Linked DNA regions of Mus musculus: region 2 is linked to region 1. The links are chromatin contacts, found by POLR2A ChIA-PET in ENCODE. All regions are on one chromosome and are shown on one strand. The core of a region is the stretch at or near the end of the contact, and the rest is flanking DNA. Distances in the headings are between cores, read along the strand shown.

Evidence for each region. ChIA-PET counts read pairs that join two places held with the same protein, here RNA polymerase II (POLR2A).
Region 2: POLR2A ChIA-PET joins it to region 1 with 12 read pairs in Patski. The contact joins the promoter of Rtkn here to the enhancer-like site in region 1. POLR2A ChIA-PET finds 5 or more read pairs at or near these places in 3 of 5 experiments (Patski and embryonic stem cell).

The regions. Positions count from the first base shown.
Region 1 is chr6:82,994,420-82,998,425 of GRCm38, reverse strand. All of the region lies in intron 4 of M1ap (meiosis 1 associated protein), which reads right to left. Among named protein-coding and RNA genes, the nearest start is that of Gm32644, 26 kb to the left of the region's middle. Within about 2 kb of position 1,550, at least 1 of the 3 ENCODE cell types and tissues checked has a DNase peak (open chromatin) inside an H3K27ac peak, as active enhancers do.
Region 2 is chr6:83,133,982-83,138,324 of GRCm38, reverse strand. Rtkn (rhotekin) reads right to left here and starts at 2,517. Exons shown (of 12, transcript NM_001136227.1): 1 at 2,266-2,517. The coding sequence starts at 2,376.

The DNA.
Region 1 (4,006 bases), core at 301-2,800:
ATTTCTCACCTCCTAACTCACACACTCTGGGGGAGAGTAACAGCAGAGTTTTCTTGTTTGAAGAGATTCTCGTGTCATCCCCACAGAGGTGCTGGGCTTCAGGTTGGAACCTTGATTCTGCTGTCTCAGAAGAAATGGCATCCTTTCAGGGACAAGCACTGGCTGCTCCTCCTAAGGGCTCAGGTTGAATTCTATTGTCACCTCCTCGTGGAGCCATCACTCTTCAGAGACTCCGCCTTCCTCTTCCTCTGTGATGGTCCAGGGCGCTCCTCCCCATTGCCCCCGTTGACACCCTGGTTTTTCAAGATCCAGTTCAAATGCCACCTGTACCTGTCCTGACCCACCCTTCATGTGTAGGTGATGATGGCGAGGCAGATAGCTCATTGTATAGTTTGTGTTGTCACACATTTGATCTTCCCCATTTAAGTGCAGGCTTCTTTTCATGTCCATCCTGCCCCATCCCCCAGCTGGGGCCTTGGCAGAGGCCTGTCACTCCCATTGCTTTTCCTGTGACCCTTCTGCTTCAGCTAAGTTAGTCTCCTTGTCACGTGACTTCCTTCCTTCCTTAGGGCTTTTATTACTCTGTTAATCCGAGGCCTTGCACCTCCTCCAGCCTTTGACTCAGAACGTTGTCCAGGAGCTGTGCTCATATGATCTTTCCTTGTCTGCTTTAATTAGTAACGGAGGGGTGCTTGTGAGCTTCATTGTGCAGTATTAATCATACTTGTTAATTTATTTCTGTTGAAGGCTTTATTTCCCCGAGTTTTTGAAAGGCAGTGTGATTTAGTAGCAAGATCAGGACTTGAGCTGTGCCTGGGATGTTGTTAGTTGTGTGTTTTTGGGAGCAGCAGGGACACTAGAACCTATTTCCTAGTTATCATAACACACTACAGTGTACGTTGTTTAAGAACAGCATGCAGTAGGTCAGCCACTGCCTTCATCCTCCCGTTCCTCTTCCATTTCTTTATCTTTCCCTCCCTTTCTTGCTGTCACTCTGACATGAAACAGGGTCTCACATGGTCCAGCTTGGTCTCAAACTCATTATATAGACAAGGATGACCTTGCCCTTCTCATCTTCCTGTCTCCACTTCTCAAGTTGTGGGGATGATGAGGGTTGGCATTCACCACCACACCATAGTTTATGTGGTGCTGAGGGTCAAACCCAGGGCTTCATGCATGTAAGGCAAGCATGCTAGTAACTGTGCCACACGCCCGGCCCTTCTACTCTTCCCTACTCTCATGGGCAGAAAAAAAAAGGTACTTTCCTTTTTCTTCAAACTGTGTTTTGCTAGGTCATCCTCCTTGGCTTCTGCTTTCCTCTGGGTTAGAACAGCAGCGCCCACTGCAGCATTGCTCACAAACATAACTAAATGTGCTAAACGGGAGAGCTGGGAAGGAGATATTGTTCTTCTTAGATAATACTGAAGCATAGCTCCTCCCAGAAAGCAAGGCATTACGCATCTGATGAAACAGGCCCCTTGACGCGGTGCCGCTCGAAACTACAGCTAACCATTGGAACAACCTTGCCTGAGTCCCTGTAAGCCATAGGAGGTGGCATCCACAGTCTATGTGTGGACTTATTCTGCCCCCTAGTGGCCACAGCAGTGACAGCCTTCACTTGGATTTATTATGAACTGCCACGTGGGTGCTGGAGGAAGTGTTTCGCTGGGAATGGGCTTGAAGAGCTTAAGGACTGACCCGACAGCCAGCTTGCTCTTCTTTTCTTTGTGTTTGTGGCTGAAGCTCTCGGCTTCCTGCTCCTGCCGGCATGCCTGCTGCCATGCTATTCCTCACCATTGTAAACTCAGCCCCCTGTGCACCATAAGCCCAAACAAACTTTCTTCTCTAAGTTGCTTTGGTCATGGTATTTCATCACAGCAACAGGAAAGTAGCTATTCCTCTGAGCTGGAAATGATAGTGATGGCTAGGCTGAGAGCCCACTGGATATGAAATAAGGACACTGGTCACCTAGAAGCATTGCAGACTTTTAAGTGCCATGCAGCTCTTGGGAATAAAGATTAAAAAGTTGCTGCTGAGGAAGTCTACATCTACAGTGATGTGAACATTTGAGATGCTCAAAGTCTTGCCGTTTCTTTCACTTTTTTCTTTTTAGTGAAGTATGTGATCCAAATTGGAAGAAAAATATATCTTAACTACAGGTTTGTTTGTTTGTTTGTTTGTTTTTCTGAGACAGGTTTCTCTGTGTAGCCCTGGCTGTCCTGGAACTCACTTTGTAGAGCAGGCTGGCCTCAAACTCAGAGTTCCACCTGCCTCTGCCTCTCAAGTGCTGGGATTAAAGGCATGTGCCACCATGGCCCAGCTCTCTCTCTCTCTCTCTCTCTCTCTCAAGATTTATTTATTTGATATATGTGAGTATACTGTCTTCAGACACACCAGAAGAGTGCCCTTACAAGATCTCATTACAGATGGTTGTGAGCCACCATGTGGTTGCTGGGAATTGAACTCAAGACCTCTGAAAGAGCAGTCAGTGCTCTTAACCGCTGAGCCATCTCTCCAGAGCCTAACTACAGTTTTTTGTTTTTTGTTTTTTTTTTTTTGGTTTTTCGAGACAGGGTTTCTCTGTGTAGCCCTGGCTGTCCTGGAACTTACTTACCAGGCTGGCCTCGAACTCAGAAATCCGCCTGCCTCTGCCTCCCAAGTGCTGGGATTAAAGGTGTGCGCCACCACTCCCGGCTTTAACTACAGTTCTTAAACAACGGTCCCATTTTCATATCATAGAAGAAGAAGAGGAAGAAGAAGAAGAAGAAGAAGAAGAAGAAGAAGAAGAAGAAGAAGAAGAAGAAGAAGAAGACGACTCTATGTTAAAGATGTCACTTAGTAGTGACTGAGGTGTGCCAAAGTCTAAAATATTACCTGGCGCTGGAGAGATGGCTCAGTTGGTAAGGGTTTTGCCTCTCAAGCATGAGGGCCTGAGTTCAAACCCAGAACTAATGTGAAAATGCTAGGGCATGGTGGTGTGGAGGCAGGAGGATACCTGGGCTCACTGGATAGCCAGTCTAGTCTCGGTGGTGAACTCTAGAACCAGCAGAGACCCTGTGTCAAAGGAGGTGGGTGGCATTCCTGAGGATGGCACTGCTGTGCTCTGGCTTCTACACATACCCCCCACATCAGCAAAGAATAAAAACAGATAAAGTAGTATTTGGCTTGCTAAACACTAGTCTTAGGAGATATTTAAGACTTCTTCATGGGAGCACATGCCTATAGTCGCAGCTCTAGGGAGGCTGGCACAGAATTGCTGTGAATTTGGCTATGGGATGGCTCCTGAGTACCAGGGCAGTCTCTGTCCCATAAAGAGGCCATGTTTTAAAACAAAAGTCTTTTATTCCTCCTGCAGATATTAATTTATGTATTATATAGCTTAAGAGTATTTAATGTAAACTAACATAACTTTCAAAGTTAAAAGTGTTGAAGCTGGCTGGGAAGTAGTGGTTTCATAGGCACCGTGGTAAGGAGAGGGGAAAGGGCAGGGCTGATGGCACAGCCCCAACAGCCACAGCACTGTGCTTGTCTCCTTTAAACATTTAACATTGTATTCATAAATTATTGCCGTTATTACGTGTGTGTGAGCATGCGCACACTGCTACACATGTGTGGCAAGTGTGCAGGGTGCAAATGTGTGGAGGTCAGAGGGCAACTTTTGGGAGTCAGTTCTCTAACGTCACTGTGAGGTCCAGGGATTGAACTTGGATCGCCAGGCTTGCAGAGTGAGCTAGGTTGAATCAGACAAAGTTGAAAAGGTCTCTGAAAACAAAGAAAATCCCAAAGCACGTGCGCGTGTGTGTGCATGCACCCCACCCCCCCAAAGCACGTGCACACACCTAGGTTGCATGACTGTGACTGTACTTCTGCATGGGTCTGCATTTTTGACTCACTGCAAGAGTTTTCTCAGGATACTGGGTTCATGAAAGAGGAACTGATGACTCAAAAGCAAACACATACAAATTCCAAAGGTATCTACAAATTCCCCTCTTCGTGTTTAGATATC
Region 2 (4,343 bases), core at 1,268-3,767, 140 kb before region 1:
CCCTGCCCCCCTCCCTCATTAGCCCCACTAAGGCTGAGACAGCACAGGAAGCACGTTGTCCAGGGGTCGGGGCATTACCTCCAGGCTGAGTGCCATCTGCCGGATGTAGAGCATATTGAGGTCCTCCAGGATGCGCAATCTGTCCTGCATCTCTGTGTCCCCTAAAGCCCCTTCCCTTGCTGCCCGGAGAGAGGCCAGGTAGGCACCACGTTGTCCCACAGTTCCTCCTCCCACTGCTCCCCGGGCTCGAGAGAGGTGTCCAGCTCTGGGACAGAATGCAGAGTCTGTCCCTGTCCCTCTGCAGTCCTGTTAGACCCCTTTGGCTTCTGTGACAAAAGTTTCTCTCCTAGCGCTGTTCCAAGGCCTTGGTAGGAGCCAAGCAGAGGAGGAAAGAAAGTGAGGTAAGAATGAGCAGGGGTTCCTGGGAGGAGAGGCCAGCTGCAGAGGGGGCTCTGGGCACAGAGTGTCCAGCCTGGAGTTGGTGGCAGCTGTTCTCCCAGCTGTGGAAGAAAAAGGCCCTTTCATTCCCATTTTGGCCCCTCCCCCGCTCCCGCCCACATCTCTGGCCTGGCCGATCGAGAATGTGCGTGCTGCGAGGGCAGTGAGGGGCAGGCACAGCTGGAAGGGGGCAGGGAAGGGACGCCTCCTGCTGATTCTACGGAATCCTGAGGCTTGACGGGAGATCAGAACCGACCGAGGGAGTTCTGGCTTAGTTTGAGAAAAGTTAGCGACAGAAGTGAGGACATGAGGCGACTTGAGCCCAGGGAATGGGACAAAGGGGTGAGTCTGTAATGCAGCCCAGCTCCCAGGGTCACCCCTTCCAATGCCGGCCCCCATCCAGCACGCCCCACCCTGGGCTCACAATTACCTCGCTTTTCCAGCAGAAGGGAGGAGAGAGAGAGGGAGAAAGTCAGGGGTGTGCCTGGCTGCTGCTGGCCCTGATCCCCTCTCGGGGCCCCTTCCCTTCCAGACAGGAAACCAGCCCCGGGTCCCAGCCAGCTGCAGGGCTGTCCCCCACCCCCCTACTCCGGGACCGTGGAGTCACACTCAACCCGGCGGCAGGCCTGGCCCAGCAGCTCCGCCCCGACTCCTCAGCTATGGCTCCCAAGGCCTGGCATATCCTTGCAAGGCTCAGGAACACGAGCCCTCCTCCAGGTCCCCAACCTCGCCCCTGACTCCCCGACGCTGGCCACGCGCGGGTTCCTTGGGTCTAAGTTGCTGGGGCGGGAGGATGACAAAACCCTCCACTCTCTTCTGACTCAGAGAAAGCTTGGGACTGCGGGACACGGGCGTGAAAAGAGCCTTTGTTCTGGGCAGCCTAGAAGGAAAGGGCAAAAGCCAGGCCTGGAATCCCAGGCGGGAGGGGGGTGCACTGCTGGAAGAACCACCACGCTTAACCCTTCCCGGGCCAGTGAGGGATACAGACTTTAAACTGGGACCTCCTTGAGCATGTGGGAAGATGACCTTGGGGACATAAGTCTCTTTGGGGTGGCCAAGCCCCTCTCATTTCTGACTTAGCCATGTGCCTCCAGTGCCTCTCCAGTTTAGAGATTTAAGCATAGGGCTCAGAACGTGCTGACAGGGATACTCTGCTGCTGCTGCTGCTGCTGCTGCTGGTAGTGGTGGTAGTGGTGGTAGTGGTGGTAGTGGTGGTAGTGGTGGTGTGGTGACTCAGGCTAGAGGCTAGAGACTCTTCTTAGGCCCGAGAAGGGAGGTGGAAAGTTGGGTGTGACCACACACACACACACACACACACAGAGAGAGAGAGAGAGAGAGAGAGAGAGAGAGAGAGAGAGAGAGACATGTTGCCCTCCAGGAGTAACAGGGCATTGGGAGGACTTCAGACAAGTTACAGAACTGTGGAGACAACGGAGGTTGGCCTAGGGGGTCCGCACAGAGTGTGGGATGCTACTGGTAGCTGGGAACCGGCTGGGAACCAAAACAAAATTTCAAGTATTGGAGGATGCCTGGCTGCCCAATGTCCTTGGCCCAGGATACTAGAGGGACCTGGGTTTAGGCACAGTTAGGGAATTTAGAGCCTCTCGTGTGGACGCTAATCGGGACTTTTTAAGGCAGAGGCAAATTACCTCAACCAGGCAAGGCATGGCTTATACAGATCAGATGGACCCGCACCCTGTCCACACCTGGATTTCCAAGTCAACAACTTGAGCTAGAATAGACCCAGATCCTGGCGCGCCCAGGAGTCGGGGTGGCCAGGGCTACCTGCCAGAGCTGGGAGGGGAAGGCAGGGACGCGGCCTCTCACCTCCGGCGACTCGCTGAAGAAACTAAGTCGGAAGCGGCCGCGTTTGAACTCCATCTCCAGGGCGGAGCCCCTGGCCACTGTGATCCGACTCCGATGGTTTCGAGAGAACATGCTGGCAGCCCCTTGCCCAGTACGCTCCTGGGATCAGTCTCTCGCGGGCTTGGGCTCCGGTCCCTCGACGGCCGCCCTCCTACCAGTACAGCCGGGAATCTCCCCCAGCTGCCCGGTTCCCAAACCCCGCCCCCGGAGACGACACCTGGGCTGGGCAGGGCGCGGCACCCTCCTCTTCCACCCCCGCTAAAGTCCCGGCCCGTACTCGGGTGCCAAGCCAGTTTGGGTCGACAGTTTCATTGCCAGAGGCACCCTAAAGCACTCCAGCAGTGCCTGAGAGCTTCCATCCTTTCGGCTGGATTAGCTCACCAGCACTTGGGGCGGGTCCCCAAATCCCCTCCTCTGCAGCACCCCCCTCCCTACCTGTCAAACTGGTGTCCTGGAGCTCGGAAAACACCGGTAGTCACACTGCACTTTCTGGTTCTAGCTTGACTTGGGACCGCCCAAGTCTCACTTCTACAGTTGAATGCTTCTCTCTCCCATTCAGACTCCCCTGCATGGCTACCTGTCCATCCACAATGGCCTCGATTCATAAGGGGGAGGAACTTGACATTCCACTTACTTCCCTATGGGACCACAGAACTTTGGTCTAACCACTGAGCTTTCTAGTCTATTCGGTAAGGATATTGCAGTCTCAGTTGCTATGAAAATCGTACATGGGACCAACCTTGAGGCCGTCACAGGGAAAGTGCCCTATAAGCAGAGCTGAGGAGCAGATCCCAGAGCACTGGGCCCTCAGCAGCAAGCTTCAGCCCTCCGGACCCAGAGCTGGAGTGTCTTCAGACTATTACGTAAGGACTGGCTGCTTGCTGGATAGCAGGGTCCAGGTTCCTCACTCCCTGCCCTTACAGGAAGATGGCTCCCTTCTCTCTCCACCAGAGCTCACTAAGACTGGCTCACAGGCTGACTACCCACACTGGGTCTCCTGGAGGCTTCAGAACTGGCTGGGTAGACTTTGCAGCAGGGTGGGGCTACTACAGAGCAGGTGAGCAGAAGGCAGCTCAGAAGCACTGTGCTATACAGCAAGTGACTCAATAGCCTTTTAGAAAGTGGACTTAAAATCCCTTCAGCAAAGTGACTTGGGGGACCGGGCACTGGCGTATATACACCTGATAAATCAAAGGTCAGGCTTTGGTGGGTATCACTTAACTAGGTATCCAGTCACAAAGATGTGTTGTACACACACACACACACACACACACACACACAGAGAGAGAGAGAGAGAGAGAGAGAGAGAGAGAGAGAGAGAGTTTCCTTTACTTCACTTTCATTTTGCTCTTACCCTCAACAGCATAAGATTGCTGTCAAAAATTCTGGGACTACATCTTCTCAGACTTAATTCAACTAAAAAAAGAAAAAGAAAAGAAGAGAAAAAGAACATCTGTGGATTAAGGCTTTTAAACAAGTCTGGGATTCACACCCAGCCATTTGAGATCATTCAATTCAAGTGCCCACACACACACACACGTACATACACACAAAAAGGAAAAAAATTGCTGAGGCCAGATGATTGACTAGACCTGAACTTTGACTAAGAGTCATGCATGCTTGCTGGTCACACCTGAGTGACTTGTGCCCTCCTAGAGAGCAACTAGAACCCAGTCAGCTGGGGGCGGGGGTTGGGGTGGGGGGGGGAGAAGTTCCTCAAAGGATGTTTCAGGCACTAGAATCATGTGAAGAAATGACAAGTGGCAGGGAGAAAGACAGACGACTGTCCATTCTTGCCCCCCTACACATGCACACACAAGCATGCACGCACACATACGCACGCATGCACACATACTCAAACGATGGAGAAGAAAGAGGGAAAAGAGAGGGAAGCAGGCTGAATACCTCACTCCACATGTTCACTCTCGCTACTCTGCGTGAGCTTCCCAGAGAGGGGCAGTCTGTCTTGTCCCGCACTTACGCCCTGCACTTTGCAAGTGTCCAATAAGCATCAGAGGACATACACAGAAGAAGCACAC